Linked DNA regions of Homo sapiens: all the other regions are linked to region 2. A link is a loop called in an ENCODE intact Hi-C map of the cell type or tissue named here. Cell type or tissue: endothelial cell of umbilical vein. All regions are shown on one strand. Each heading gives the region's core, and the rest is flanking DNA. Links, peaks and the distances in the headings are about the cores only. Region 1 overlaps CENPP (centromere protein P). Region 2 overlaps BICD2 (BICD cargo adaptor 2). Region 3 overlaps IPPK (inositol-pentakisphosphate 2-kinase).

Region 1 (5,000 bases), core at 1-5,000, 200 kb after region 2:
CATACATACACAATGAGGATAATACAAAAGAGCAATCTGCCCCACTGTGAGCCTGAGCTTCCCATACTGACTTCTCTCTCTCCAGAGGGATCCACTCCTACCAGTCTGGAAAGCACTGGGCATACAAGCGCACAAATGCGTGGCACATACTACAAATCCTTCTAAAGCCACTGCTGTACACCTGCCTCACTTAACCATGCAGCCTCAAGGCTGTCTCATGTCATTCTTTCCTACAGCTGCAGAGTTTTCAACATATGGACAGGTGTGCCAGGATTTATTTGACTAGTCTCTTACTGATCTAGCTCACCTCCTAAATACATATGCAGGTAAAAGCAAAAAGTTGAAAATTGTTTTACTAATTTCTAACAAATACCAAAATTAACAAAGAGGGAAATTCTCACAGGTGGAATAGAAGGTGACACTAAAGATATATGCCAGTTTTACCTCTGAATTCTAACAAGAGAACAAGGAGAATTTTTATAATGCAGATCCTTTAGTGAAAAACTCCCTCTAATGCCAACTAAACTTAACTTGAAGGCAGCTAGCTATTAAAAACTTATTAACAGTTCTAGAAAACTTCTCCTTGGTTGTAAATTAAGGCTGTTAATTAACTTTAATTAATTATAACAAAAGCAAATCTAAAAACATGAGCCTAAAATATTATAGACCACATGAAATAGTAGGAAACAGGCAGCCTGGGAGCTGGAGGCTCGGCTAGGACAAGCCCCTCTCAGCATTAGTCATGTAACCACGGGTGGGCTTCCCTGTCTCTCCAGGCCCAACTTAACTCCACTGGTAAGTAGAGATTAAAATATCTGTCTACTTTTCAGAGTTTTTAAGCCCAAATGAGATAATTTATGTGAATAAGTTTTATAAAATAGAGAGCCTTGTATAATTATTTTGGTATGCCATTTCTTGCAACATATTATAGCTAATACATTTTAAATAAAATTCATTTGATTCCATAACCATGGCAGTGTGTTTTATTTTACTAATTAGTTATAAAATTTGACAACTTTCCTGTAATTCCAGCACTTTGGGAGGCCGAGGCGGGTAGATCACTTGAGCTTAGGAGTTCGAGACCAGCCTGAGCAACATGGTGAGACCCTGTCTCTACAAAAAATACAAAAATTAGCCAGGCTTCATGGCGCATACCTGTAGTCTCAGTCACTTGTGGGACTGAGGTGGTAGGATCACTTGAGCCTGGGAGGTCAAGGCTGCAGTGAGCCATGTTTGTGCCACTGCACTCCATCCTGCGTAACAAAGTGAGACCCTGTCTCAAAAAAAAAAAAAAAAAAAAAGACAACTTAAAAATATGAGCTTACTTGAAAGAGCAGTAAGACTCTTTAGATAATACTAATGATAATAGTCTATGTCACTATTTTAGTCTCCATGAAATTGAACGTATCAACTAACACAAAAGAAAAATAATAGTCTTCTCTCTTAATTATAGGAATTATACCTAGAAAATAACCAAATTGAAGAAATAACTGAAATTTGTTTCAATCATACCAGAAAGATCAATGTCATTGTACTACGTTATAACAAAATTGAAGAAAATAGGATTGCTCCTTTAGCCTGGATAAATCAAGAGTAAGTACATGCTACAATTTAAATTTTATTGAACTATTTCTTCCTCTCGCTATTATTAAACAGAGTATGGAAACTGGGAATGGGATAAGTGAGGGAGGTGACGATACTGAAGGGCTCGGAGACAGAATCGTTTCTTAGTGAACCCTTACCCTATCCCCAAAGTGGGCTACTTCATGCAGTTTCCAACCTGTGCGCTGCATGACTGGTGTTAGGATTATTGCAGTAACTACTGTTGTTGTCACCATACTGCATACTGGACACCCTATCATATGCCAAGTGCTGAGCTAGCAAGAACTGAGCCCCAGCTGTCTGACTTCGAGGTCTGCCCACTAGTGGTCAAATGCCACTCTAGCTCTGTCTACCTCACAGGTTGTCAGGAGGTTTGAATGAAGGATTATTCCCCTGCACACAGTGAGAAAGAAATCTGCCATACTCCTTCTCCTCATCATCATTAGGTGGAAGCACCAGGCTCCAGAGCCCAGGCCTGTTCTCCTACACTACACAGCCTTCTTTTCTCCAAACTATTTCTTCACCTCAACTCTTACAAAATAGACTGAAGAATGCTTGGCCTAACAGTGCAGGCCAAAAGTAGACTCTGTCTTCCTGGACAAGAATCAGCAGCCTCTGGCTATAGCTTTCAGTGAAGGGGGAGGGAGTCAGAAGCAAGCCCTGCAGCAAATCCAGCAGACAACTGGGATCTGGGATTGCGTGTCCTGGAACTATGTGCCTAAGTAGCACAGCCTGGGACACGTGTCATTCAGAAGCAGGATGGAGAGGCCAATTGGGCTCAGCAGCATGTGGCACTGAGCCCACTGTAGGCAGAGAAGTCTTCATCAGGTGAAAAGAGGGCGTGGGGCAGAAGCCTTAGGAGACTCAGGTGGGGTTCCTGAAACAAGCCAGTGAGTTCACCACGTTCCCCAGATCTTCTAGATGATTAACAGCATTTTCTAGATTCCCTCAGGCTCGCCTCAAGTCCCAGGTGTGCCAGGTCATCAAATCAAATGTGGAATGAAAATGTAGGGGAAGGGGAACCAAAACAAGCCAAAACAAACCAAACTTCCTTGCTGGAACCAGAGACAACTTTACAGATAGGCATTTAGATGCATGCTGGGATTCACGGGATTTCATTTTGGATTCAACGCATCAACCGTACAGATATTTTAGTCTTTGGGCCTCAGTATTGCCTCTAGGGATATGAGTTTTTCCCTCCTAGTCTTTGATGCTCCTCTCGCATGGACTCACATAGCTGGGAGGCAGTATGGCACCCTGGTAAGGACATGCAGCTTGGTGCAAGAGACTAGGGCTGGCTATACCTGGAAAAGTTCCTATTTGGAATCATCACTACAAACTGGGTGCTTATAGGAAAATGGACCAGCATCGAGACTGGCCTTATCAAAATTTAGAGCTGATGATCACCATCCTGATGTCCCTACCCTGTTTACTTTTTTCTTTGCTGCAGAAATCTAGAATCCATTGATCTCTCCTACAACAAGCTCTATCACGTCCCGTCCTATCTACCCAAGTCCTTGCTGCACCTAGTACTCCTTGGGAACCAGATTGAACGGATCCCTGGCTATGTGTTTGGCCACATGGAACCAGGCCTGGAATACTTGTACCTGTCATTTAACAAACTTGCTGATGATGGCATGGACCGTGTCTCCTTCTATGGGGCATATCATTCTCTGAGAGAATTATTTCTGGATCACAATGACTTAAAATCTATACCACCTGGGATACAAGAAATGAAAGCACTACATTTTCTGAGGCTGAACAACAACAAGATACGGTAAATTTTGGCTTTTTCAAGTATCTGTTTAAATTTTGGTTGGCAAAATATATGATAAAACAACCATGACATGATCTCTGGGATTTACGTTAAGGGAAAAAAAAATGGTGCTAAGGGGTTGGATTAAACAAGATTGGCAAATGTTAGTAATTACCAAAGGTGGATGACAGGTATGTGAGGATTCATTATAAGCTTTTCCTACTTTTGCACATGTTTATAAATTTCCATAGTTAAAACATCTTTTGGTCAGGTGCAGTGGCTCACGCCTGTAATTCCAGCACTTTGGGACGCCAAGGCGGGCGGATCACCTGAGTTCAAGAGTCTGAGGCCAGCCTGGCCAACATGGTGAAACCTCGTTTCTACTAAAAATACAAAACTTAGCAGGGCGTGGTGGTGCGTGTCTGTAATGCCAGCTACTCAGGAGGCTGAGGTGGGAGAATTGTTTGAACCTGGGAGGCAGAGGTTGCAGTGAGCCGGGATGGTGCCACTGCACTCCAGCCTGGGTGACAGAGTGAGACTCCATCTCAAAAAAAAGATTAACAGATTATTATATATAACACTTAGAACTTTAGAGAGAGGTTCAAATGAGTCTTCAAAGCAATAGATTATGTTACTACTCCTACCTCCATGTATAAATAAATAAAACTAATCTATAAAGCATAAAACGTAAATATATGCTAAAATTAAAACTGCTTCTATCTAGTTTTTTCTGAAGTCAGATTTCTGAATACATTTATTAAGACTCACTTTCCCTACTTTTGGGAACACATTTTTCTGCATGTGTTCAGCTTATATACTGAATCATCACTCCTGCCTAGATGGCATGAGTGTCTTGAGAATTAATCCAGAATATTTTGTTAGTAAGGTCTTTATCATTGGCAGTGAGGGAGACAATAACCTTGTTGTTCTGTCCCTGAGAATTATGCCTCTTAGTCTTTCCCCTTCTCTAAAAGTCCAAATAAACTAAATGCCTACAAAGACAAAACAAAAACACAGAAAAGTTCGTGTTTTTAAAGGTACTGGAGGAAGAGATGGGGGTTTGGGAAGACTTTGTAAAATTCAGTTTCAAAATTTTTTGGCAAAAATACTTCACAGGTTGTGCCATATGCTTCATACTGCATTGCATCAGAAGGCGTCTAATGTTTGTCCCACCTTTTTTGATTCTAAAATTGATCACTGGATTGAAGTGGTCACAGCCTGGTATCTCCTAAGACAAATTTACTCCTCCATCATTGAACCAATGGTTTCACTCACAGATGAATGTTGTTTGAATTCTTATTTCATTAGAGGTAACAAAATGATGAATTTCTATTTTTGCCATGCTTCTCATGCTCATTAGCTGGAATTCCTCTGTAAAAAATTTTTTGCTCATCAACTAGGGCTGCTTTGTCACTTTGAAAGGAAAGAAAAAAGCTCAGTTCTTTCCTTTAAACCACCAGTGGGAGTAAGAAGTTGGAGCCTGAATGTTTTTGCTTTATTTTGTTTTAGGGTTCTCTCTTTTTCTGGTGAATCAATATATACTTAGGCTTTCATGTAAGCAGTTATGTTTCAATCAATTGCAGTCATCTGGACAATGGTCGCCATTCAAACTGGCTCTTGTGTCTGCTCACTTGCTTTTGGG
Region 2 (10,444 bases), core at 2,624-7,623:
ATTTTTTCTGTGCATTACCTTAGTGTCAGAATGTTGGTCTTTATTTTAAAGTCATATGCATGTTCTCCTGCCAAGGAACCTTTACACAGACCCAAACAAAAAAATAATAATCAAATGCCTTCAATTTCTGAGAAAATGAGGCAGAGCATGGAAAAGGAATAGGAAGGAGAAATTAATTGAGATTTTCAGGACACAGACATATGATGTGAATGCCTACAAAGCCAGTGCGCATAGGAACAGTGGGCCTGGGTAAAGAGTCACATTGGTAGGACCAATAAAGAATAATAAAAAGACAAAGCACATGTTTGTTCTCTGTGGTTGTTCTGACTCCGTGCTCCAGATAACTGTGGTTTAAGCAAGGCACAATAAATCCACTGCCTCAAACAACAACAGCAACAAGCCTATCAGGTAACCCTGGTAGTGGGAACTGGAAGCAGCCTGGGGTCCACCTTCAGGAGAATGGGGAGGGGTCATGTATATGTGGGGAGGCTGTCACTCCATCCCTGAAACAAGAATGTGTTCAAGGACCCAGAAGATGAGGGTAGGGAAAGGGTAGAGTTGGTGTCTGGGTGCTTGTGCCAATCAAATACACCACCAGGCAGAAGTGAGCCAGGCCACACTGGGCCACGCACATGAGTGGAGTGGAGGGCACAGACAATGCCCCCCCCTGGAAAGATGCCTGCCCCCCAGGGCCCTGACGCCTCATAACTCTGTCCTCAAGGGTCTTCTGAAGTGCAGCATCAGGTTTGAAGCCACAGCAGCATGTTGGTAAGAACACATTGTGTATACATAGACTAAAACTAGGAGTAGCCTATGCTATCCTGATGAGGAGGCAGGGATTCAGATGATGTAGAATCCTTTGCTGTCTAAACTCTCACTCTCTGAACCCAGGAATCACATTTGTCTGTAGGAATATGTACAAATATACAGTGGGCACGTTCATATGGTTGCTTGTGGGTGTGAGAAAAGGGGACAGTGTCTAGTCAAGGGGACAGTAAATACCAGGACACACTCCTGCCACCTCCTAGTCCGACAGCCTCAGTCAGGCCTGTGTGGCTTCACTCATGTAGGGCTTCCCTCTGGAAAGCCGTCTCAGGCTAGGGTCTTGCTGCCATGCCCCTTCCCCAGGACCCCTCCATCTGACTGCAGTCTCACTGCCATACCACCTTTCCTAGTTTCACTGTCACTGCAGAACCTCCAGCCTTTGATGATACTATTCTGCTTTAGTAGCAGCTGTTGGGACTTGTTTTCAGTTTAAACCATTCTTTCTGATGGAGTAAAAGAGGCAGTTGTCCAACTCCTGGAAAAGGTTGAAAAGAAAGCCCTGAACTGATCTAGAAGAACCTCAAGGAGAAGGGAGGTGTAAAGCGTCAGGGCCCTGTGGGGCAGGCTTCTTTACAGGGACAGTGTCTGTGCCTTCCACTCCCACACTTGTGCATGGCCCAGTGTGGCCTGGCTCACTTCTGCCTGGTGGTGTATTTGATTGGCACAGGTATCCAGACACTGAGTCTGCCCTCCCCCATCCTCATCTTCTGGGTCCTTGAACACAGTCTTCAGTTTCAAGGATGGAGCGGCAGCCTCTTGAGTGGGTGGGGTCTCAGGAGCTTGCAGAGGGGGACAGTCCATGCTGAAAGGCCTTCTGCTCAGCCTTCCCTCTGGGAGAGGGTGGTCTGCATTTCTTCTGCATCTTCCATCTCCCCGCAGTGTTTTCACCCCTACTTCCCGGCAGATTACTAGAGCTGGAAACAACAGCATGGACTTGAGAGCCGGACTGATGATTGAATCACCACCGTTTGGTAGCTGGCTGCCTTAGCTCTCTGAGCCTCAACTTCCCTATCTGTTAGGTGGGGACAAAATAGTGCCTCTTGTATAGGTGGTTGTGAAGCTTCATCAAGCCCTTGGTACCAGCATGCAGCAGGTACTCAATTGATGATTGGTGCTAATATGGTTCTTACTGTCATCATCATCACCAGTGCTTTGGACACAAGGCCATGTATCTAGGTCTTTGTCCTTTGGGGAATATAATTTTAAGCCAACTTATTAACAGAGTGTAATTTGCATCCAGGAAAGTGTGCACATCCTAGTATACAGGCCAAATTTGCACACAGTGAACACAGCTATGTAACTAGTAACCCCAAAGTTCTCCACCCCTACCCTCAGGTATGCTTTTTGGGGAGTATTTATCCTTCATCAGCACAAATTAATAGGGTGTCTGCTAGTCCTGGTGAGTCACTGGGCTGCCTTCTTCCCACAAAGCCTCCTAGGAGAACAGACATGCCACATCAGGTTTGCTTCATCAAAGTTTTTGTGAAATTTAGCACACATACATTAAAGTGCAAATAAAAGTGTCCACTGGCCAACTGGATTTTTGCAAACTAAATACTGTCACACTGTGTAGCCAGCACTCAGAGGAAAGGCAAGTGAGGATATCCCCCAGAAGTCCTGATGTTTTCTGCACCCGCTCCTCCCAGGGCTAACTCCCTGACTCTGTCAATGCAGGCCACTTTTGCCTATTTCTGTACTTGTAAGTGGAAGCATACAATAGACACATGGAGCTTTGATAGATTTTCTTAACAAAAAACTGCATTGATTTAGCACACCATGATCCAACTGTGTGTTTAGAGGTGTCTCATTTTAGATTGAAAGACACAAGAGTAAAAGGATGGAAAAAGATACCCCATACAACAGTAACCAAAGAAGAGCACAGGTGGTGGCTATGCTAATGTTGGACCAAATTGACTTTAAGGCAGAAATTATTATGCAAGGCAAAGGAGGACATCATGTAATGATAAGAGTCAATTCACCAGGAAGATACAACAGCCATACACATATATGCACCAAACAGGAACCCCAAAATATGTGAAGCAAAACTTGGCCAAATTAAAGGGAGAAATAGTTCAACAACGGTGGGAGTTTCAATACCCCACTTTTAATAATGGCTAGAAAAACAAGACAAGATCAGAAAAGAAATACAATACTTGAACAGGACTATAAGACAGTTAGAGCTAATAGACATCTATAGAACACTCCGAACAGAATACATATTAAATGCATATGTAACATTCTCCAGTCTAGAACCCGTTTTAAGCAACAAAACAAGTCTCAATAAATGTAAGACGATTGGAATTATACAAGTTATAGTCTCCAGTGACAGTGGAATAAAGTTAGAAATAACAAGGAGATTTGGGAAATTTACAAATATGTGGAAATAAAACAACATACTTCCTAATAAACAAGGAGTCAAAGAAGATATCATACAAAAGGTAGAGAGATCTGAAAAATAACCTAACCTCCCAACCTTAAAAAACTAGAAAAAGAGAAACAGCCCAAAGCAAGCAGCAAGAAGGAAATAGTAAAGATTACAACAGCGATAAATGAAATAGGGATGGGGGAAAATGGCAAAAGATAAACAAAACTGACAAACCTTTAGGTAGAACAAGAAAAAAAGTTACTAAAATAAAAAATAAAATTGTGACATTACTACTGATTTTACAGAAGTATTAAGGAGTACAAGCATACAATGAACAATTACGTAGCAACAATATCGGATCATCTAAACCCAAAGTAAGCAGAGGGGAGGAACTAGTAAAGATTAGAGTGGATATAAATGAAATAGAAAATCAGGAGAGAAAACCAACAAACCCAAAAGTTGTTTCCTTAAAAAGATAAACAGCCAATGGCAAACCTTTATCTAGACTGTTCAAGAAAAACATGATCAAATTACTAAATCAGGAATGAGAGTGGGGACATTAATAATGACCTTACAGAAAGAAAAAGGATTATGAGAAAATATAACAATGCTAAAAAACATAGGTACACTTGATGAAATGCCAAATCACTAGAATCACACAAACTCCCAAAACTGACTCTAAAGGAAATAAATAATAGGCATATAACAAAAGACTGACTCAGTAATCAAAAATCTTCCAACAGGAATTTCAGTTTCTGTGCTGGTATGTAAGGTGCTTAGAATTCATTACTCCATCCTAACAAGGGAAAAGCTAAACAAACAGAAAAAGCAACTTTTTAAAGATCTATCAGAGAAGTGAGCTCACAGGCCAAATCACTGTACCAAAAATTGAAAAGACAGATACAGAGAACTCTGTGAAGAACCTATTACTGGAAGCAGTAAGAAAGGCCATCTTTGTTATGAAGCAGCAAAGAAATTGGCTGAATTGTGTTTGTGTTCTAGTGTTTTGCGGCAGGTAGCCCTGTGAGTGATTAGGTCTTTTTGTTTGTTTGTTTTGTTTTTAGACGGAGTCTCGCTCTGTCGCCCAGGCTGGAGTGCAGTGGCACGATCTTGGCTCACTGCAAGCTTAGATCTTTAGCTGGAGCTATTTCTGAGCAAAGTGTTGAAGGGGCAGCCTGGTTCCTTTGAATTGTTTATAGTAAAATGAGAGAAGAAAGATAATTTAGAATTGTTGATCAAAAGGGAAGCAGAACTCAGAAATTTGGAAAACTCAGCCAATCCATATTGGAAAAAATGAAAAACCTTGTTCAGGAGGAAAGGGTCTGGCCAAGTAACTCTTTGATGAGGTGATTAGTATGGATTGACCATCTCAGGGAAAGCCAGGTGTTAAGAGAAAGATTGGTCTGCCATCTATAAACAGAAGCGAGGACCTAATTTTTAAGGCAATGGAAGAATGACCCCAAAGGCATTTCTGAGATCATCACAGCTACCCATCCCATCACGGGCCCTGAGTAGAAAGATGTGGGGGCATGGCTGCCTTCCCCCAGAATTAAAAGGATGCCCCAAGAGAGCCATGGGGCTGAGACGGAGAATCACTGTTGGGGAAGGGCCACTACAGAGGGCCCCCACTAGGCCCATGAGTCCAGACCAGTAGAGTCACCAGTGGTGGTTTCCAGGAGAGCCTCAGATGCATGACCCAGGCACAGAGCTACTGTGGAGGCAGGAGCAAGGCACAAGCACATGGCTGCCTCAGGGGCAAGGCCACCCAAAGCCACGGGGCAGGGCTGCTACCACATTGTGTCCTGAAGGTGGCACTATCACCTTAGTGGGCCTGGAGGGCAGAACATTGAGCCAATGATTATTCTCAAGCCGTAACATTTCATGTTGTTTCCTCTGTTGGGTTTCAGACTTACTTGGGACCAGTCACTGTTTTCTTCTTTCCTATTTCTCCCTTTTAAAATGGAAATATCTATCCTATGCCCATCCCACCATTGTATTTTGGAAGCACAGAACATGTTTGTTTCACTGCTAGAGAGCAGTTTACCTCAGAATGAGTCATACTTTCAGTCTCACCTATATCTGATTTAGATGAAACTCTGAACTGGAGATTTTGGAGTTGGTGCTGGAATGTTTTAAGAGTTTGGGGGCTATTGGGATGGAATTAATGTATTTTGCTTGTGACATAGACATGAATTTGAGGGGAGCAAGAGTGGAATGCTAGGGGTCTAAATGTGTTCCCTCAAAATTCATATGTTGAAATTCTAACCCCAAAAGTGCTAGGATTACAAAGTGGAGCCTTTAGGTGGTGATTAGGTCATGAGGTCAGAGCTGTCGTGATGAGAAAAGTGTCTTTATTTAAAACCAACAGCAACAACAAAAACAAAACAAAACCTAGAGAGGTTGCTCTTCCCTTCCACCATCTGAAGTTACAGTGAAAAGATGACTTTCTATGCCCCAAGAAGTGAGCCAGGTCTGCTGGCACCTTGATTTTGGATTTCCCATCCTCCAGAAATGCTAGAAATAAACTTCGGGGCCGGGTGCAGTGGCTCACGCCTGTAATCCCAGCACTTTGGGAGGCGGAAGTGGGCGGATCACGAGGTCAGGAGATCGCGACCATCCTGGCTAACACAGTGAAACCCCGTCTCTACTAAAAATATAAAAATTAGCCGGGCATGGTGGTGGGCACCTGTAGTCCCAGCTACTGGGGAGGCTGAGACAGGAGAATGGCGTGAACCCGGGAGGCAGAGCTTGCAGTGAGCCGAGATCGCGCCACTGCACTCCAGCCTGGGCAACAGAGCGAGACTCCATCTCAAAAAAAAAACAAAGAAAGAAATAAACTTCTGATGTTTCTAAGCCAGTCTATTTTGTTTTTATGCTCTAATGGACTAAGACACTTATGAAATGCCCAATTAAAACCACAAAAAGCAAAAAAGAAAAGGTGGAAAATAAAAGTAGAAACAAAGAATAAGGACAACAATAGAAGACAGTAACAAATGGTAGAAATTAATCCAGCCTTATCAGTTATCACTTTAAACATCAATGGTGTAAATGCTAAAATCAAGAATGAGAGTGGGGTCATTAATAATGACCTTACAGAAAGAAAAAGGATAATAAAAAGATTGTTGGCCGGGCACGGTGGCTCACACCTATAATCCCAGCACTTTGGGAGGCCAAGGTGAGTGGATCACTTGAAGTCAGGAGTTCATGACCAGCCTGGCAATATGGTGAAACCCGTCTCTATTAAAAATACAAAAATCAGCTGGGTGTGGTGGTGCGTGCCTGTAATCCCAGCTACTCAGGAGGGTGAGGCAAGAGAATCACTTGAACCTGGGAGGTGGAGGTTGCAGTGAGCTGAGATTGCACCACTGCACTCCAGCCTGGGCAACAGAGTGAGTCTCCATCTCAAAAAAAAAAAAAAAATTTCAAAGTGGATGAAAAAGCAAGACTATATGTTGTTATCTCAGTCCATTTTGTGTTGTTATAACAATGAATGCCTGAGGCTGGGCCTCAGTATTCTGGTATTCAGGTATTTGGCCCACAATTCTGATGGCTGGAAGGTTCAAGATTGGGCAGCCACATCTGTTGGGGGCCTTAGGCTGCTTCAACTCATGGCAGAGAGTTGGCATGTACAAAGGGATTACACATTAAGAGGAGAAGCAAGAGAGAGAAACTAAGGAAGCCAGATTTCAGCAACCCACTCTCAAGGAAACTAATCTATTCCCACCCAAGCAAGAACACACCCCCAGAGAAGGGCATTAATCTGTTTATGATGGGTCTACTCCTATGACCCAAATACCTACCTCCCACTAGTCCCCACATCCCAACAGTGTCACGTTGAGGATCAAATTTCAACACGAGTTTTGGCAGGAACAGACCACATTCAAACCACAGCAGTTGTCTACAAGAAACCTACTTTAAATATAAAGATAGGTATCAATTAAAAGTTAAGGGATGGGGAAAGGTATACCATACTAATGCTAATCAAAGAAACTGGGAGTAGCTATATTATTTTAGAGCAGACTTAGAGCAAGGAAAGTTATCAGCAATAAAGAGGGGCATTACATAATGAGAACAGGATCAGTTCCTCAAGTAGGCAACAGTCCTTTATGTGGACGCACCTAACTGTACAGTGCCAAAATACATAAGGTAAAAACTCTTAGAACTGCAAGGAAAAACAGACAAATTAACTGTTATAGGTGGAATCTTCAGCACTGCTCTATCAGAAATGAACAGATCCGGTAAGCAAAAAAAATCAGTAAGGACATCGTTGAGCTCAACACCATCAATCAACTTGATATAATTGACTTAGACGGCTTGATCCAATAGAAGCTGAATACACTTTCTTGTCAAGCTCACGTGGGACATTCACTAAGATATACCATATCTGGGCCATAAGACACACCTTCATAAATTGAAAAGGAAAGAAATCATGAAATGTCTGCTCCCAGAATCACAGAAGAATTAAACTAGAAATCAACAGAAAGATAGCTGGAAAGTCCCCCAATACTTGGAGGTGAAACAACATAAATCTGAATAGTACATAATCACAGAAGAAATCTCAAGATAAATTTTAAAATACTTTGAACTAAATGAAGATGAAAGTACAACTTAAAAGTTTAGAATACGGCTAAAGCAGTGCATTGAGGGAAATGTATTCTATTGGGTTGCACATATTAGAAAAGAAAAAAGATGGCCGGGCGCAGTGGCTCACGCCTGTAATCCCAGCACTTTGGGAGGCTCAGGCGGGCGGATCACGAGGTCAGGAGATCGAGACCATCCTGGCTAACACGGTGAAACCCCGTCTCTACTAAAAATGCAAAAAAATTAGCCGGGCGTGGTGGTGGGCGCCTGTAGTCCCAGCTACTCGGGAGGCTGAGGCAGGAGAATGGTGTGAACCTGGGAGTTGGAGCTTGCAGTGAGCCGAGATTGCGCCACTGCACTCCAGCCTGGGTGACAGAGCGAGACTCCATCTCAAAAAAAACAAAAAGAAAAGAAAAGAAAAGAAAAAAGATGTAAAATGAATACACACCTACTTTAGGAAGGTAGGAAAAGAACAATTTTAGATCTATGGTAAGCAGAAGAAAAGAAAAAGTAGAGCAGAAATCAATGAAATTGGAAACAGGAAAAAAAAATCAATGAGACCCAAAGTTAGCTCTTTGAAAAGATTTTTTTTTTTTGAGAGTCTCGTTCTGTCAACCAGGCTGGAGTGCAGTCGCATGATCTCGACTCACTGCAAGCTCCGCCTCCTGGGTTCATGCCATTTTCCTGCCTCAGCCTACCCAGTAGCTGGGACTAAAGGCGCCCGCCACTATGCCTGGCTAATTTTTTTTTTTTTTTTTTTTTTTTTTTTTTTAGTAAAGATGGGGTTTCACCGTGTCAGCCAGGATGGTCTCGATCTCCTGACCTTGTGATCCGCCCGCCTCAGCCTCCCAGAGTGCTGGGGTTACCGGCGTGAGCCACCGCACCTGGCTGGTAAAAATTTTTTTTAAATGGAAAACTTCTATTCAAGCTAATTGAGAAAAAAGACAAACTACAAATGTCAGAAATGAACAAGGGGACATCCCTGCAGATCACATGGACATCAAAAGAATAATAAAGGAATACTATGAACAAGTCTGTGCCCACAAATTCAATAACCTACATGAAATAGACCCATTTTTTGAAAGACTGAATCTGCCAGAACACAAGAAGAAATAGATAATGGGCCTATATCTATTAAAAAAATTAAATCAGTAATCAATAACTTTCAGAACATAAGTGCAAGGCCCACATGGGTTTACCAGTGAATTCTACCACACTTTTTTTTTTTTTGAGACGGAGTTTCGCTCTTTATGCCCAGGCTGGAGTGCAGTGGCGCGATCTCGGCTCACTAGAACCTCCACCTCCTGGGTTCAAGTAATTCTCCTGCCTCAGCTTCCTGAGTAGCTGGGATTATAGGCACACACCACCACGCCCGGCTAATTTTTGTATTTTTAGTAGAGACAGCGTTTCACCATGTTGGGCCAGGCTGGTCTCAAACTCCTGACCTCAACTGATCTGCCCGTCTTGGCCTCTCAAAGTGTTGGGATTACAGGCGTGAGCCACCACGCCTGGCATCTACCACACATTTAAGGAAAAAATTATACCAATCCTCTACAGTCTGTTCCAGAAGATAGAAACAGAGGGGAAACTTCCTAACACTTTCTATGAAGCCAGCATTGTCCTATTACCAAAACCAGACAAAGACATTAACAGAAAAGAAAAGGACAAACCAGTATTTCTAATGAACAAAGATGCAAAAGTCCTCAACAAAATATTAGCAAATCAAATCCAAAAATGTGTAAAAAGAATTATGCTCTATGACCAAGGGGAATTTATCCCAGGTATGCAAAGCTGTATCAAAATTGGAAAATCAATTCATGTAATCCATCACATAAACAGGGTAAAGAAGAAAAATCACCCTATCCTATCAATAAATGCAGAAAAGGCATTTGACAAAATCCAACCCCATTTATGATTAAAAAGAAAAACTCTCAGCAAACTAGGAATAGAGGGGAACTTCTTCAATTTCATAAAAAGAACATCAGCAAAATACAACTAACATCATAATTAATGGTGAGAGACCTCAAGTTTTCCCATTAAGATGAGGAACAAAGGCAAGGATGTCCCCTGTCACCAGTTCTTTTCAGTATTCTACTGGAAATCCTAGCTAATGTGGTAAGACCCAAAAAAGGGGGAGAGGGGCTGGGGACACTGGCTCATGCCTGTAATCACAGTAGTTTGGGCAGATTGCTTCAACCCAGGAATTCGAGACCAGCCTGGGCAGCATAGTGAAACCCTGTCTCTACAAAAGATACAAAAATTATCTGGGCATGGTGGCACGCACCTGTAGTCCCACCATTGCACTTCAGCCTGGGTGACCCTGTCTCAACAAATAAATAAACAATAAGTAAATAAATGGTATCCAGATTGAGAAGGAAGAAATAAAACTGTCATATGCAGATGACATAATTGTTTATATAGAAAATCTGAAAGAATAAACAACAACAAAAACCCCCTGGAACTAATAAGCAATTATAGGCCAACAGTAGGATACAAGGTATATAAAAATCAATTGCTTTCCTATATACCAGCAATGGACAAGTGGAATTTGCAATTAAAAACATAACACCATTTACATTACTATCCCCCCAAATGAAATAATTAGGTATAAATCTAACAAAATATGTTAGATCTATATGAGGAAAGATCTATATGAGGAAAACTAGAAAACTG
Region 3 (10,444 bases), core at 2,801-7,800, 58 kb after region 2:
GAATGGACAGGGGTGGTGGTGGAGGGGCATGGATGTGACGGCGCAGGGTGGGGAAGGCATGATCTCTGTGGGCAGGATCCCAGCATTCTTAGCCTAGCAGATCTCCTGTGTCCGTTTGGGACTTTTTCAGAAGTCACAATTCTGCCACCCTAGAAACACGAGAGGACAGGGAAGATGGTAAGCAATGTGGCTTAAATAAAAACCTTTCATTTGGGAAACTGCACAGAAGAGCCATGTGGAGGGCAGTGCTGGGCATTGGTTATACCACGTCCTTCAGGGCTGAGGAGGCACAGGCCATCTTCCTGAGACAAGTGATTCTTCAGATGCTGACCTGCTCCTCAGGTGGAAGCGTGAGGTTCTCAGGTTGTCTGAGTGGTCAGTAAGGGTCTTCCATGTGGTCTAAGAACTGCTCTGGGTCCATAAATGCTGTAGAGACCAGAAGGGGGCTCGGAAGGGGTGCTTTGTGGCGAGAGAAGCTGGCTTTGAGGCTGGTCACCACCGTGGGCCCAGCCATTCTGAGAGCTGGCCACCCTGATTGCAGTGAAATGTTGGTGTCTCTATTTAACCTGGACATGTCCTGAAAATAATAGAGCAGCTTTTATTCCCAAAATCCACACACTGATTTTTTTTTAAGCAATAAACTTTAAAAAATATTATAAATTACACATAACATAAAAACCAACAGCTCAACTGTTTTTAGGCATGCAGTTCTGTGGCATTGTGTTCATGTCATTGTGCAATTCACACTGAGAATTTCATGTATTTTCTTACAGGAGGTCGTTCAGCTACCTTTAGAGTTTGTGAAACAGCTTTGTTTAAAGATACAATCTGAAAGACCAGGTAAGGGTGTTTAACTTACAGATATTGTTTGTAATTTAAAATATTCCATTTGAAAAGTGTTTGAAATGATTACCCATGTTAGGTATATGCATTTTTCAGTAATCCTTTTTTTTTTTTTTTTTTTGAGACGGAGTCTCACTCTGTCGCCCAGGCAGGAGTGCAGTGGTGCGATCTCGGCTCACTGCAAGCTCCACCTCCCGGGTTCACACCATTCTTCTGCCTCAGCCTCCCGAGTAGCTGGGACTACAGGCGCCTACCACCATGCTCGGCTACTTTTTTGTATTTTTAATAGAGATGGGGTTTCACCGTGTTAGCCAGGATGGTCTTGATCTCCTGACCTCGTGATCCACCCACCTCGGCCTCCCAAAGTGCTGGGATTATAGGCGTGAGCCACCGTGCCCAGCCAGTTTTCAGTAATTCTTTTGCCAGAAACTTCATTATCAGGGATAGAAATCCTGGGAGCTCATGGATACAATTCTCTGTATCAGAAAACCACAGCACTGCACAGAATATGTGATGAAGAACCAGTAAAGGCAGGTGCGGTGGCTCTCGCCTGTAATCCCAGCACTTTGGGAAGCTGAGGCAGGCAGGTCACCTGAGGTCAGGAGTTCGAGACCAGCGTGACCAACATGGTGAAACACCTTCTCTACTAAAACAAACAAACAAACAAAATATATATATGTACAAAAATTAGCTGGGCGTAGTGGCGGGCACCTGTAATCCCAGCTACTTGGGAAGTTGAGGCAGGAGAATCGCTGGAACCCGGGAGGCAGAGATTTCAGTTAGCTGAGATCACGCCACTGTACTCCAACCCCAGGTGACAGAGTGAGACTCCGTCTCAAACAAACGAACAAAAAAGAACAAATTAATACCACAGAAAACAACATGAGGGAGGAGCTGGAGGTGGAGGGTCTGGGGCAGACTTAGGAACGGGAAGGGTTCCCAGAGGCCTGGGAGAGGCAAAAGGAAACTGAGGTGACCTGAGCTTCAGGAGGGAGGGCCTGGCCCAGGAGGGTCTGCAGCCCAGGGAGCTGTCCCCAACCGGAGTCTAGGCTAGGTCTGTGTCCTTCTGAGGAACAGGGAATCCAAGGGCCTTCTGTGGCATCACCTTCCCCATCCTCATGTTGTCCTTCCCCAATCCCCTCCCATCCCTTCGCCTCTCCCTTTCTCCTCCATCCCCACCCACTCCCTTTTCTGCACTTGCTGGTGGCCTTATGACAGGAATCAGGTCAAACCTTTTTTTTCAGTCAGTGATCAAAGAGATAAATTTCGTGAGTTGAGGGTGGAAATGCCTCTGCCCGGAGCACAGCCAGGCAATGAGGGTGTGGAATTAGCCAGTATAAAATTTTTTCCTGATTTGATTTGGAAAATGAAAGCAAACCATTCTCTGGGTCTGCAGTCTCTGGCTGGGGCAGGGAGGAATGGGCTTCACACTGCAGGAAAGGCTGGGGAGGCGGGAACGCCACAGGACAGTGGCTAGGCTCCAGTTCTTCCTCTCGGTGAATGCAGTCTGAGCCCGGCTCCAGGGTGCTGTCTGCAACTGCTCTGCTGCTCAGCCTGCCATTTCATAACAACCGTGGGAGGTTTATCACACCACAGTGATAAAAACCAGACTTGGAGTAAGGCTCATTATGTTAAAGGAGGAAAGCCTGTCCCTGGGGTGCCTGGAGCCCAGGCTTGTTTGGTTCTGTCCACACCACGGGTTCCAGCAGATCTGGTGCTGGGGAAATATTGGTGCACTGGGGACTGGGAAGGGCCTAGATGTGAGAGAAGGTAGAGCCTGCAGCCCCCTCCTCTTCAAGTTCCTGGGCTAAGGGTGTTGTGGAATTAGGGGACCATCCCCAAGACCACCCTCAGGATTGATAATACGCTAGAAGGACCAACATAACTCACTGTTTTACTTATGGTTATGTTTTATTGCAGGAAAAGGATAAAGATGGGACCAGCCAAGGGGAGAGGTGCAGGGGTGGGGTCCAGGAGAGACCTGGCATGAGCTTCTGGGTCCTCTCCTCAGGGGTGGTGTGGGCAGTATTCACTCTCCCATATGGAGTGTGCCCACCAGGAAGCTCACCAGGCATTGTTGTCCAGAGTTTTCACTGGGGCTCAGGCACATCGACATGGCTGACCATCGGTGTGGCTGACTGCAGTCTCCAGCCTCTCCAGAGTTTGAGCCGATACCATAAGGCGTGAAGCTACCCCCTACATAAACCAAGTTATTTTTTGTTTTTGTTTTTGTTTTTTTTTTTGAGATGGAGTCTTGCTCCTTCGCCAGGCGGTAGTGCAGTGGCGCACAATCTGGGCTCACTGCAACCTCCTCTGCCTCTCTGGTTCAAGCAATTCTCCTGCCTACGCCTCCCGAGTAGCTGGGATTACAGGTGCATGCCACCACGCCCAGCTAATTTTTTGTATTTTTAGTAGAGATGGGGTTTCACCATGTTGGCCAAGATGGTCTTGATCTCTTGACCTCATGATCTGCCCACTTAGGCCTCCCAAAGTGCTGGGATTACAGGTGTGAGCCACCGTGCCCGCCTTTTTTTTTTTTTTTTTGAGACAGAGTCTTGCTCTGTTGCCCAGGCTGGAGTGCAGTAGCACGATCTCGGCTCACCACAACCTCCGTCTCTAGGGTTCAAGCAATTCTCCTGCTTCAGCCTCCCGAGTAGCTGGGACTGTAGGCACGTGCCACCATGCCTGGCTAATTTTTGTATTTTTAGTAGAGACGGGGTTTCACTATGTTGGCCAGGCTAGTCTCGAACTCCTGACCTCATGATCCACCTGCCTTGGCCTCCCAAAGTGCTGGGATAACAGGTGTGAGCCACCTCACCTGGCCTAAACCACGTTGTTACTGTGTGTGTCCCACAATCCCCAGGGAGACATGAGGTTTTCATCAGGTACAGAGATGCCCCCTGGAACCAGGGACAAGGCGGGGCCTGTTTTGGGCAGGGATCATCTCATCTCTCTCACTGACCTTGCTCTGTGTGACCCTTGCTCTGTTTTCCAGAGTCTCGCTGTGACAAGGACCTGGATACTCTCAGTGGTTACGCTATGTGCCTTCCTAATTTAACCAGACTCCAAACCTACCGCTTTGCAGAGCACCGGCCGATTCTGTGTGTAGAGATTAAGGTGACCTGTCGAGGGGCAGATGGTGTGGGTAAAGGGGAAAGGTCAGTCTTGGGTAGTAAGTCCAAGAGTCACGTGCCTTGGGTTCCAGTTCCCACTGAAGTGAGTGGTAGGCACCCTTGGCTCCTGGAAACTCCACTTGTTTCTGTCCTTCCACAGCCCCCACCTGCGTTCTGGTTCCTGCCATGGCTCCCAGATCCCAGGTTTAGGCTCATTCCTGGTAGCTCATGATAGAAGACCCCACCCACCCTGCATGCCTGGGCTAAAACAAGCCCTGGTTGAGGGTCACCAGAGGGAAGCGCGTTGGGTCCCCCTGACCCGTTTTCCTCAGAGGGCACAGCTTGCCAGGGTCCTCTGGGTTCTTCCTCTGTGCCCCTCCCTGCTGGCCATGCCTGCTTGGTGCTTGGCTGCTGTTTGCTGTGCTGCAGGAGCCCCATCTGCAGGTTGCCCTGTAGACTGGGGAGCTCTCTTTGTCCTGCTCAGGACGAATTTTCCTGGAGGCACAAAGGCCAGTGTGACCCTCAGAGGCACTGGTGTGTCATGGCCAGGAGTCCTGAATTTCTCTGGTGCCAGGCAGTGGGGGCTGGATGGGCCAGGGCCCCCCTTGCTTCAGCTCTCTGCTTCCCATGTCGGGGGTGGCTGTCAGGGTCCCTCAGGAAGCTGCCTCACATGCCCTGGCCTTTGTTCCCCTCCTCCAACTCTAAGGCAGCAATTTCTGGGTCACACTCCTGGCCTGAGCTCATGCCTCCTGATCCTCCTCACTTGTGGGTGGATGTTCTGCTTCCCCAGCCACCATCTCCAGTGCCCGAGGCTCAGCACAGGCCTGCGTGTGGTGTATGCTCAGAGGCTGCAGCTTTTAGAGGGCACTGGGGCTTCCTTGACCTTCTGGGAGCCTAGCAACTATCAGATGGGCCTCTGTCGGGCCATGTGCTAGTGTCAGTGGGAACAATGGTTCCGATTCTTGGAGCTGGGAGTCCTGGGTCCATCTCTACTACTAGAGGCTTGCAGTCACATTCTTGAATGAAAGCATGAAGCTATTGTGTGTTGTGCTTGTGTTGAGCTAGTGCAGAGGCACCACTGACCCTCCCCAGTGAGAGTTCCGGCCGTGGGTCCTCTAGCGGAGATGTTTGTGTGATCTGATGCAGGAAGTGTTGTTCCCGCTGGGAGGTGCAAATGAAAACAGCTTCTGGGGCCATTTATGCCTAATTATCTTGCTGCACTCATTATCTTGTAGTCAGTGATATGTCTATTTAGAGGTATGTGATTTCTTCCTAAATATTTTTCCTCCTTATTTGTTTATTTTACAGCCAAAATGTGGGTTTATTCCTTTCTCGAGTGATGTCACGCATGAGATGAAGCATAAGGTCTGTCGATACTGCATGCACCAGCACCTCAAGGTGAGAGCCAATGCCCAGCTGTGGGCTACTCTAGCTGCACGCTGGGGATCTGGGCTGAGGCATGGACACACACAGTTTTCAGAAGAGTAAAAGAAAATATGGATATTTTTAGTTGACATTTTATTTCACAAAGTGATTCATGTTCAACTTTTTTATTTTTTAAATTTAGAGACAGGGTCTCTGTCACCCTGTCAGGCTGGAGTGCAGTGATGCAATCATACTCACTGCAGCCTCCACCTCCTGGACTCATGCAGTCCACCTGCCTTGGCCTCCCAAAGTGCTGGTGTGAGCCACTGCGCCCGGCCCGTGTTCACCAGATTCACTCTTTTAAATATATAATTCAGTTTTAGTCTCTTCACAAGGTTGTACAATCACCACTTCTATCTAGTTGCTGACATTTTTATCACTTCAAAGCAAGGTGTCTTCCTCTTTCTATGAATATGGTATATTACATGATTTTCGCATGTTGGACCAACCTTGCATTTCTGGGATAAATCCCAGTTGCTCATGGTGTATAATACTTTTATATGCTGCTGAATTCAGTTTGCTAGTTTTTTGTTGAGGGTTTTTGAATCATAAGGGATGTTGGTGTGTAGTTTTCTAGTGGTGTCTGGCTTTGGTACTAGTGTAATAACTGGCTTCATGGAATGAGTTAGGAATTATTTTCTTTTCACTCTCCAGTTTTTTGAAGGAGTTTCAGTATTGGTATTGATTCTTCTTGAAATGTTTGGTAGAATTCACTAGTGAAGGCATTTGGTCCTGGGATTTTCTTTGTTAGAAGATTTTTGATTACTGATTCAGTCTCTTGTTACCAATCTGTTGAGATTCTCTTATTTCCTGAGTGGGTTTTTTTGGTAGTTGTGTGTTACTAGGAATTTGTCCATTTTCATCTAATGTGATGGCATACAGGTCAGTAGTAGTGTCCCCTTCTTTCATATCTGACTTTAGTAATTTGGTTTCTGTCTCTTTTTCCTTGGTCTAGCCACAGGATTGTGTCATATTTGTTGATCTTTCAAAGAAACAACTTTTGGTTTTATTCAGTTTTCTGCTCCCCTCTCCCCCATTTTCTATTTCATTTGTCTTCACTTTAATCTTTACTGTTTCCTTCCCTGTGCTTGGATTGGGCTTAGTGTGTTATTCTTTTTCTAATTTTATTTTTTTATTTTTTTTGAGACGGAGTCTCGTTCTGCACCCAGGCTGGAGTGCAGTGAGTAGCTGGGACTATAGGCGCCCGCCATCATGCCTGGCTAATTTTTTGTATTTTTAGTAGAGACGGGGTTTCACCATGTTAGTCAGGATGGTTTCAATCTCCTGACCTCGTGATCCACCTGCCTCGGCCTCCCAAAGTGCTGGGATTACAGGTGTGAGCCACCGTGCCCGGCCTCTAGCTTTTTATTGTAGAAAGTTAGGTTATTCATTTAAGATCATTCTTCTAATAAATCTTTAAGTAACTGCTTTCTCTTCATCCCATACATTTTGGTATGTTGTGTTTTCATTTTATCTTAATTCATTCTCTGATTTCTCTTTTGCTTTCTTCTTTGACGAACTGATAATTAGGAGTGTTTACTTTTTACACATTTGTGAGTCAAATTTTCTTTTGTTACTGATTTCTAGTTTCATTCCACTGTATTTGGAGAACATTGTTTGCATGATTTCACTCTTAAAATGTATTGAGACTTGTTTTGTGGTTTAACATAAGGTTCTTCCTCAAGACTGTTCCATGTTTGCTTGGGCAGAATGTGTAACCTGCTGTTGCTGGGTGGATTTTCTATAGATGTGTTCGGTCTAGTTGGTTCATAGTGTTGTTCAAGCCTTCATTCTTGTTGACTTTCTGCCTCGTTGCTCTGAGTGTTAATTTAAGATAATAACCTGAACAGTCTAGTTCAGGTTAATACCAACTCCATTTCAATCATAGACAAAGTTTTGCTCCTCTAAAGCTTTGCTCCCTCCCCCAACCTTTGTGCTGTTATTGGGATACAAATTAGATGTTTCTACATGATGTTCTGGGTGATACAGATTTGTAATTATTACCTTATGCAGTTGTCTCTTAAATTATATAGAGGAACAAGAATTACAAAATGTGTTTATACCTTCTTTTATATTTGCCTATGTAGTTACCTTTACTGATACTCTTTATTTCTTCCTGTGGATTTGAGTTACTATCTAGTATCCTTTATTTCAGCCAAAAGGACTCCCTTTAGTAATTCTTGTAGGGTAGGTTTTCTAGCAATGAATTCTTTTAGTTATGGTTTATTTGGCAATGTCTTAATTTCTCCTTCATTTTCAAAGGATAGTCTTGGTAGATATAGAATTCTTGGATGGCAATCTTTCTTTTAGCACTGAGGATATGTCATGATCCTGCCTCCTCCTGGCCTCCATGGTTTCTAATGAAACCATGGAGGAATCAGCTGTTAATCTTAGGGAAGGTGCTTTGTATGGGATGAGCCACTTCTCTCTTTTTGCTTTTTAAGATTCTCTCTTGGGCTTTGTCCTGTGACAGTTTGATTATGGTGTGTCTAGGTGTAGATCTCTTGGTCTTTATCCTAAAATTCAATCATTTTCTCTTCTGCCTACTCAAGCCTGTTCTTGAGCCCCTCTAGTTACTTTTTCATTTTAGTTACTGTACTTTTCAACTAAAGAATTTCTTTCTTTCTTTTTTTTTCTTTTTAGACAGGGTCTTGCTCTGTCACCCAGAGTGGACTGCAGTGGCGTGAACATGACTCACTGCAGCCTTGACTCCCTGAACTCAAGCCATCTTCCTGCTTCAGCCCCCACCAAGTAGCTGGGACTACAGGCGCACCCCACCATGCCCAGCTAGTTTTTGAATTTTTTGTAGGACAGGGTTTTACCATGTTGCCCAGGCTGGTCTCGAACGCCTCAGCTCAGGCACTCTGCCTACCTCAGCCTCCCAAAATGCTGGGATTATAGGTGTGAGCCACCATGCCCAGCCAGAATTTCTTTTTGGTTCCTTTTTATAATTTCTACCTCTCTATTGATATTCTCTATTTGTTGAGACATTATTCTCCTTGTTCTTTTTAGTTCTTTGTCCCTAGTTTCCTTTAGCTCTAAGCATATTTAAAATAGTTGATTGAAGTCTTTGTCTGGTAAGTCCAGTGTCTGGGCTTCCTCAGGGCAGTCTAGTGATTGCTTTTTTTGTTGTATATGGGCAATACTTTCTTGTTTCTTTGCGTGTTTTGTGATGATAGGTTGAAAGTGGGCATTTGAAATAATATAATGTGGCCCCTCTGGAATTAGATTCTACTCCCTCTCCAGGATTTTTTATTGCTGCTTCTTGTAGTTGTTACTGTTTGTTTAGGGACTTTTCTGCGCTAATTTTGTGAAGTCTGTATTCTTTGTCATATGTGGCCAATAAAGTCTGCTCAGTTAGCTTAGTGGGCAGCTAGTGGGTTTCCTTCCAAGGAAACCATGAAGTTAAACAATTGCCTCTAAATGTTTTTGACAAATGCCCATGGGGAAAAGGCCTCCTGCACGGGTGAGTTCTGAGCCAGGTCAGTGAAGACAGCCTTGCAAGTGTGATCTTTCCGGGAACGCTTGCAAGTGTGATCTTTCCGGGAACCCAGAGACAGGTCAAATAAGTGATTGTCTGAGAACGAGGCTTTGGAGATGTCCTGCCCTCATCTGCGTCCTCTGTGGCTGCTGGGCAGCTGGTTTTCACTGTGATTGCGGCTGTTCATTTTCAAGGTTCTGAACCTTGGAGCTAGAGATACAGGGATGGGAATAGGGCATTTAAAGTGCCAACAAGCTCACTGATCTTGCTTAGATTTAGCTGTTTTTCTTGAATAAATGCTTCCTGGATTGTTGCAAGTCTATGGTCAATTTCCAGAGTTCAAAACTTTTTGATTCTGACATTTTTTTTTAACCAGTTTTCTGATTGCCTTTACAGAGGAGAGAATTTCTGGAGGTCATTGCTCCACTATTTCACCAACATCACCCCTTCTTTTCTTTGTGGTGTGATTACTATCTAAGCTCTTAGGGGAAAGACGGTTATGTGAGCCATGCCCCTTGGGATGCAATTTTCATGGTCACCATTCACTTTCAACATATGTGACAGATGTTTAAGAAATACATTTTACTATAAAGCACTACCTGCTCATATAACTGGTAACATATGACATGGCATGAATTGGATTACCTGCCTTCCCAGGTAACTCATATTGTCAGATATATTTGCATATCTTTCCAGACTTCTTCCTGTGCCCACAAAAATATGCATGTAATTCAGGTGGAAATGAAGTGATCTCTGTCCACATGTTCTAATGTTTACATGCCTGTACGTGCATACACACACCCTTGCAAAGCAAAAATGGGATCATGCCATATGTACTTTGTCTAATTGCTTTTTTCACTTAATCCTTGAGGATTGTTTGTGATATATTCTTTAGGGCTTTTTCAGTGCATATTTGGATATATGCATGGATATTTGCACATAAGCTTTTTTTTTTTTTTAAGCAAAATTGACATTACACTGTATCCATTGTTCTGCCAGTTGCTTTTTTCCTTGAATAAATTTTGGTGACTTTTAACTCTACCTCTTTCTGGTAGTGGCTGCATATCATTTATGCATTTCTTCATTCAATAAATTGTTTGCTATGTGCTGGTCCCACTAGTGGATGGGCTGTGATTTATTTAGTCATTTCCCTACTGATGAGTGTCTCTCTTGGTTTCAGGGTTTGCTATTAGCAGTAAGGCCGCAGTGGACATTCTTGTGTCTGTACCTTTTTGCCCTGTGCTACTTCTTCTAGGTTCCTTGTAGATTTGCTGAGCCAGGGGACATAAGCATTTTAAAGTTTGGTGGATACCAGCAAGTTGCCTTTCAAAATGTTATGCCAACTTATCTTCCCACTGGCAATATGAAATTTCTTGTTAAGGACACCTTCCCTGTTACTGGATATTATAACTTCTGAAGGTTTGTTACTCTCATTACCAAAATTTAGCCATGTAATTTGAAGGTGTTTGCCACTTTCTTCCCTGCTCCTGTGAAGGGCTGGCCTGGGGGCCACGCCACATCATGTCTCACAGATGGGGCCAAGGTTTCCTTGAATGGAAGTCAAGTGGCTCCCTCCGCCACT

The links. Hi-C counts contacts between places; a loop is a spot of excess contacts. Peaks named below come from ENCODE experiments on the same cell type or tissue, not always from the same donor. Only the 100,000 strongest peaks of a DNase experiment are listed, where the experiment ranks them.
Region 1: it touches region 2 in a loop (21-fold over the local background); 2 of 110 quality-filtered maps call a loop at or near these places.
Region 3: it touches region 2 in a loop (2.4-fold over the local background); 4 of 110 quality-filtered maps call a loop at or near these places.

The regions. Positions count from the first base shown.
Region 1 is chr9:92,499,106-92,504,105 of GRCh38, reverse strand. All of the region lies in intron 5 of CENPP (centromere protein P), which reads right to left. ECM2 (extracellular matrix protein 2) reads left to right here. Exons shown (of 10, transcript NM_001393.4): 8 at 1,454-1,593; 9 at 3,053-3,379. Among named protein-coding and RNA genes, the nearest start is that of ASPN, 19 kb to the right of the region's middle. In endothelial cell of umbilical vein, for the core only: a CTCF peak has its summit at 1,938 (motif pointing left); a DNase peak (open chromatin) is centred at 1,915.
Region 2 is chr9:92,701,221-92,711,664 of GRCh38, reverse strand. BICD2 (BICD cargo adaptor 2) reads left to right here. Exons shown (of 7, transcript NM_001003800.2): 7 at 1-302. Among named protein-coding and RNA genes, the nearest start is that of IPPK, 36 kb to the right of the region's middle. In endothelial cell of umbilical vein, for the core only: a CTCF peak has its summit at 4,983 (motif pointing right); no DNase peak of the experiment used is centred there; H3K27ac peaks cover 1,017 bases.
Region 3 is chr9:92,642,969-92,653,412 of GRCh38, reverse strand. IPPK (inositol-pentakisphosphate 2-kinase) reads left to right here. Exons shown (of 13, transcript NM_022755.6): 4 at 774-840; 5 at 3,839-3,960; 6 at 5,265-5,354. Among named protein-coding and RNA genes, the nearest start is that of IPPK, 22 kb to the left of the region's middle. In endothelial cell of umbilical vein, for the core only: no CTCF peak of the experiment used is centred there; no DNase peak of the experiment used is centred there.